Linked DNA regions of Homo sapiens: region 2 is linked to region 1. The links are chromatin contacts, found by Hi-C or POLR2A ChIA-PET in ENCODE. All regions are on one chromosome and are shown on one strand. Each heading gives the region's core, a stretch centred on a gene start or an enhancer-like site at or near the end of the contact. The rest is flanking DNA. Distances are from core to core; before and after follow the strand shown. Region 1 has its middle 59 kb from the start of APOBEC4. Region 2 holds the start of RGL1 (ral guanine nucleotide dissociation stimulator like 1).

Region 1 (3,131 bases), core at 535-3,034:
GTCCATTTTCACACTGCTGTAAAGATACTACCTGTGGCTGGGTGATTCATAAACAAAAGAGGTTTAATTGACTCATAGTTCTGCCTGGCTAGAGAGGCCTCAGGAAACTTACAATCATGGCAGAAGGTAAAAGGGAAGCAAGGACATTCTTCACATGGTGGCAGGAGAGGGAGAGAGCACACAGGGGAAACTGCCACTTTTGAAGTATCAGATCTCATGAGAACTCCCTCACTATCAAGAGAACAGCATGGGAAAACTGCCCCCACGATCCAGTCACCTCCCACCAGGTACAATTTGAGATGAGATTTGGGTGAGAACACAGAGTCAAACCATATCACCAGGATCACAGAAGTAGTGGAAGTGGATAACTAGAAGGAAAAGGGCAAAAATCCCTTGCTTATCTGGGTGCCATCTTTCTCTTGGCCCTTGATGCTTTCCAGATGTGACATGCTTACATATGTCTTCTCTCTCCTGAGCTACACTTCTGCATCTTTGGAGGCCTCTCACTTGGGATGTCTCTGCTTTACCCTTCTTTGAATTTATCCTGAGCTCCTGCTCCTGGAGGTTGACCCCACAACCTGTTATTGAGTCAGCCCTTTTAGGCCGGGTCACACACGATGTCTCAAGGCTGGGTTACCCTTTGCAGTGTGCACTCAGATCCTGGGCAACTCACATCGTTATGCAAAGGGTAGCCTGCTGCACACCCTCTGCACTCTACTTTTGCACACTGGTTCCAACCAACTCTTCAGTGAGAAGCAGAACCCAAGCTCTGTGTTCATAGGCACCCAGATTCCAGAGGACATCTGTCATTTTCTCTCATGAACTGTCCCTGGATGTAGTTCAATGACATTCAGCCCATGGAGCCTGCAGTCTCTCCCAGCCTCAGTGAGCAGTTTTCTGGGAGCCCTCCAACTCTCCCACCCACCACTGCACTTAATGAGTATGTAGGAGGTGTTGGGGGGTGAGGTGACAGAGAAGCACTCTAGAGAGGAGTGAAATACTATAGCCCACTCTTACTGGGTCTTTCCAACCGCCTCTTAAGATTAGTAAGGTTGAATGGGGTACAAAGGTGAGAGTCTAGGGGCCTTTAGTTTTCCCCTTGGAAAGCCTTGGAGGGGAATTCATTCCATGTCCTGTTATAATTATCTGGAGAGGTCAGCTCTACATTCAATTGAACCTGTGAGTGGATTTGGCAACTGTCTTGAGCTTAGCCCTGGTTGCCATAACTCATTAAGTTTCTCACAAGCATTTACTATGTTAACAGAACGCTGGGAATGGGGTGTGGGGGCGGGCGGAGAAGAAGAAGACATTCACAGTTAACACCTCTGATGACATCTCTGATAGCAAATAGATACTATTACAAGACTCTATCCACCCAAGAGCTAAATCGTTAGTCACAGATGCAAAGTGCTGTGTGGTCTTGAGTAAGCCTCTCAGTTTTCCCATCTATAAATCTAGAGTAGCAGTGCAGATTTACTTGGCAAGGTTTTTCTGAGGATTAAAGTACCCTAAATCATGTAATTAAAATGAACATAAAGTATTTTCCAAATTTGAAGAGCCATGGAAATGAGAAAAATAATTACTAAGAGACCCAGTGAGGGGCTATGTTTGAACTGTTGGCCATTCCTTGGGCAGTAGTAATTTCCTGGCAGGAACTGGCCTGGGAGGGCCCTTGACAGATGTTGCACAGAACTAGTTTAAGAAGGGCTGACTGGCATGTGGTTTTTATTTTATCTTTGTAAAGCTACAGTGTGAGGCCTGTGACAGCAGGAGGAGGCCGTGAGGTATTCACTTGACAGCCTGCCATTGTCAACTCTAATGGGAGAGAAACTTCAGTGGCTAGAAGGGCAGCCTCAGGTTGTAAGCGATTCATTTTTAGTTCAGCTGCAATAACTCCTGCTGGTGATTTAATCCTGTGACTTAGGAACTCTTCGTGTGTGCTTGAGTGAATGAATAAAAGAGAGACAGAGTGAGAGAGAGAGAGAGTGTGTGTGTGTGCACGTGTGCACACATGCACACACATTCATGTGAACAATTTCTATTCACTCACTTGTGATTACCAATGGGCCACATTCTATTTAGGTTTTGGAGGCTTGGCATGAAGCATGTTTTGCTAGGATGATTTGTTTTTTGGACAAGGAAGCTAACATGGTAAGTCATATGATAATTTAGTTTATGTCTTCATTGTTGCAGAGTTTGGCTGATAGCAAGGGCAGTCGAGAATGATAGTCTCATATAGACCTTAATCCCAGCTCCTAAAGTAGAATGGAATTGTGGAAATCAAGTTTTCTGGTCTAAAATAAATGTTTTGTGGCATTCTTATAAAAGGAACAGGTTGAAAAGTCCCTGTGGAATCTTAATTTTGCCACTGCAGATTATTGAAGACCCCAGGTGAGCAAATCAACTGTGAGGAGGTGATTTTTATCAGTTGGCATTGAACAGACCACAGCATAGCTATCACCTGCATGGCCTTCCTTTGCCTTTGATGATCGTGTGTGTCAGTGGGATGGAGGATTTTTTTTGTTTTGTTTTGAGACAGAGTCTCCCTCTCTCGCCCAGGCTGGAGTACAGTGGCATGATCTCGGCTAACTGCAACTTCCACCTCCCAGGTTCACGTGATTCTCCTGCCTCAGCCTCCCGAGTAGCTGAGATTACAGGCGTGTACCACAATGCATGGCTAATTTTTCTATTTTTAGTAGAGAAGGGGTTTTGCCATGTTGGCCGGGCTGGTCTCGAACTCCTGACCTCAGGTGATCCTTGGCCTCCTGAAGTGCTGGGATTACAGGCATGAGCCACTGCACCTGGCTGGGATGGAGGATTTTAAAAGGAGTTGTATTGCCTTTTTGAAAAAAAAATCTAGAGGCACCCCCCCCCCCCGCTTTTATAATGACCCTTTTGACTGAAACTTTATCTTAAAAATTCCAGGATAAGGGATAAATTAGCCAGTTGAATGTGATTTCCATGTGCTATAAATTTTCATATTCTCCCAAAATTCCTTTCTCAATGCGATGGCATTTGGGAGTGGGGCCTTTTGGAGGTAATTAGGTCATGAGGGCAGAACTCTGATGAATGTGATTAAAGGCCTTATAAAAGAGGTTCCACAGAGATCCCTCATCCCTTCTACCATGTGA
Region 2 (3,105 bases), core at 18-2,517, 93 kb after region 1:
TTCTGCCCTGATCATCATAGAAGGATTTAGTCTATGTGTTTTTCGTTCGTTTGTTTTTTAAATTATAGAACAACCACTTCAGCTTGCTAAAAGGGCATCTCCTCTCTATACAGTGATGGTGCCCTTAGGTTCTGGTTGTATGGGGATAACCTGGCTGAATGACTTGTAGATGTTCTCAAGTGTCCACAGATCCTTTTGTTTTTGCTTAATGTGCCCTTGCTGTCATTTATTCTGCTCTCCTGGGAACATCAGTACACTTGATTTGCTAAATTGTCAGCTCATGATATATTTACCATTAACCAAAACCCAGGCTTATGTCATAGTATGGCAATTAGTGGGAGACCTATTTTTTTTTTTATTTGAAGGTGATTAAATTCATTTAGGGTGAATAGTATGAAAGACATGAGCCCTAAAGGTATTTGCAATTTGCATGGAATTCTGGCAGGTGTCAAGTTTGACTGCATTATCTGGTATCTCTTGCTGTTGACTTGTTAAAACTGGATCTAAAAAAATGTAATAATCTTTTATCCCTATAGCAGATCTTTCCATTATGATAAAACTCCTGCTGGTAGTCATCTGATGAAGAACTTTTCCCTGTGGCTATGATCCTACTGTGTCCCTACAGTACAGGCAACTCAACCCATGGTGGCTACTCACAAAGACTCACAGAACCTCCAGGACACTGTCAGTCCTAGCAAAACCTTACCCTGCTTTGTTCCCTTCCCACCCCCAATGGCCAGTTACTGGGTAATTGGGGTGGTGAAAAGCCCAGCGCGATTTCCTGTTGGCAGTGTGCTGATGCAGGAGAGGGTATAGCCCCTGGGCATGGTTTTGGAATACCCGGGTGTCCTCTGACCTTATCCTCTGTCCTAATGAAAAACTTCCTGGCGTCTAGTATTGCGGCTCTCACTGGGGTCATTCTGACTTAATTATTCTAAAATCAAAATAGATAATAGGCAGATAATGGAAGTTTTTTGGACTTTCTCCTTCCATTGTTTTAGCGAAGGAAGAAGACACACACAAATCCTCCATCCCACACTCAGTTCTATTTTGGCACCTGGTGACCGTCAGGAAAACCTGATAAACTTGAAAGTGTTGTTTCCCAATCACCTTCAGAACTGGAGAAACGCTTTCATGCTGACTTTATCCATGGGACTGAAGAAAGGGAGAGTGTGCTCACAAGCACAAACAGGAAAGCCTTACATCACGGAGTGGCGTGGGGAGGAGTCTGCTCCTCGCTTGCTCGCTCGCTCGCCGCGCTCCCTTTGTGGCCCGAGTCGCGCGCACCGGCGGCGGCGGGGGCAGCGCGGCGCGTGTCTGTGCGCTGCGGTCGCTCGGGACCGGGACCGGGGCGAGGCGCCGCGGGGCTGAGCCCAGCAGACATTGCGTTGGCCTCCGAGCAGGGCGCATCATGCAGCGTTCGCGCACCGGAGAGAAAACTGAGAATGAAATTGCTTTGGCAAGCTAAAATGGTAACGAGAGCTCTCTGCCTTCTCCCGAGGCTTCTCTGGTGGGGAATCTTCTCCCGCTTTCGCTGGGCGTGTTTTGGACTCCCTCGGAGTGAACGGAGCAATCCGATTCCATACTTGTGAGCTAAAGCTCTCTCACTCCGCTTTGTATTCCTCTCTCTCTGCGTGTCTTCTCCCTTTCAACCGTACCTACTTTCTCAGCAATTGCCTGTGGTGTGTCTGGGGCAGATGCATGTCAGGAGGGGAGAACTTTGAAGGAAAAAGAACTGTTAGTGTGGGTGAACCGCGGAGCGCTTCTGCGTCCCAGCGGCTCTTTAACACAAACCTCAGGTTTAGCTGGGGACATGGAAATCCAGGGGGTCGCTGCACAGATTTTAGTAGAAGCTGCCTGATGATGTGTTGCTTTTTCTGCACTTGCCAGATTATTTTACGGAAATAAAAACTTTCCACCCCCGCTAACTTTGTGGGCTCCAAAACAATGAGGAGAAAAGACAAGCAAACCACTTCACTTCCAAAGGAGTGAGGACTCTTGGCGTTTTAAACACTTGTTTGTGTCTGAGTTTAAAATCTGGTTTCTTCAATGACCGAGCCACTCTAAAAAGTACAGACTTATTCTTTTCTTTTTTTCTTTTTCTTTTTCTTTTCTTTTCTTTTTTTTTTTTTTTTTTTTTTTTTTTTTTTTTTTTTTTTACAAAGAATTATTTTTCCTTTCACTTAAGGGGGACAAGTTAATCAGGACTAATCTAGTTTCTTTGTAAAGAAAAAGAAAGACTTCAAAACAAAACTATTTAAGATATGTGAGCAAGTCTAGGAGAAATAACTAAATGGAAAAGTCAGGGGATCCTGATACCACAGGAAGGGACTGCAAGCCAAGAAAATCTCAGCATTCCCTCTATCAAAATGTGTCTTGTATTGCGGATTGTAATATTTATTTTGAACAGCCCATCTTGTGCCCTGAGTGCTGTTGTAAGCAGCAAGGCAGCTGGGATAGATTGTGGTTAGCAGAGAGGAAAAAAATACTCTTTTTCTTTCTCTTTATCCCGTCCCTGGCAGAGCTCGATTCAGGACTGGGGTGAAGAGGTAGAGGAAGGAGCTGTTTACCATGTCACCCTCAAAAGAGTCCAGATTCAACAGGCTGCCAATAAAGGAGCAAGATGGCTAGGGGTGAGTAAAGCTGGCGAGATGGTGAACTTTGGAATTTCAGTGTCTGTCGTTCTGTGAATATCATTATTATTTAACAGAGGCAGGCTTTTTTTTTTTTCCTCTTTTCGCTTTAAAAAGGAAAATGCTAATGACCAAGTGTTTGCACTAGCTGAACAGGTCTCTTTTTGTATTTAATGTTTTCAAAAGCATCTTCCCTAGGTTTGTCAATAATTCAGAACCTCTTAGAAACATCTTGAGGTCTTTGGCAAATAGATTGGGGGTGGAGTGGCAGAAAATGACACACAGAATACAGGCCCAGAGAGCAGCACTCTCTTAGACAAGAGCCATAAGCAGCTTTGCCCAGAAGCCACCCTTGTCTCTCTCTGCCCTCCCCCAATTGATGCTGTCAGCGTCTGCCTTGCTCCTATATCTCTAGGAGGTACCCAGATTGCTCAGGAGACAGAGCATTCCAAGTCTGCATCCTTTGAGGGGT

Evidence for each region. Hi-C counts contacts between places; a loop is a spot of excess contacts on that map. ChIA-PET counts read pairs that join two places held with the same protein, here RNA polymerase II (POLR2A). Pooled maps may share reads with other maps.
Region 2: a loop to region 1 is called in a map of endothelial cell of umbilical vein, with 7 times the contacts of the local background. The contact joins the promoter of RGL1 here to the enhancer-like site in region 1. A Hi-C loop is called at or near these places in 1 of 168 maps with a recorded cell type or tissue (endothelial cell of umbilical vein) and 2 of 50 pooled maps. POLR2A ChIA-PET finds 5 or more read pairs at or near these places in 2 of 52 experiments (Panc1 and WTC11).

The regions. Positions count from the first base shown.
Region 1 is chr1:183,710,512-183,713,642 of GRCh38, forward strand. It overlaps a transcript of RGL1 not described here. Among named protein-coding and RNA genes, the nearest start is that of APOBEC4, 59 kb to the left of the region's middle. Within about 2 kb of position 1,785, at least 3 of the 41 ENCODE cell types and tissues checked have a DNase peak (open chromatin) inside an H3K27ac peak, as active enhancers do.
Region 2 is chr1:183,803,853-183,806,957 of GRCh38, forward strand. It overlaps RGL1 (ral guanine nucleotide dissociation stimulator like 1), which reads left to right and starts at 1,268. Exons shown (of 18, transcript NM_001297671.3): 1 at 1,268-1,472; 2 at 2,523-2,633. The coding sequence starts at 1,446. RefSeq lists an enhancer at 2,888-2,947.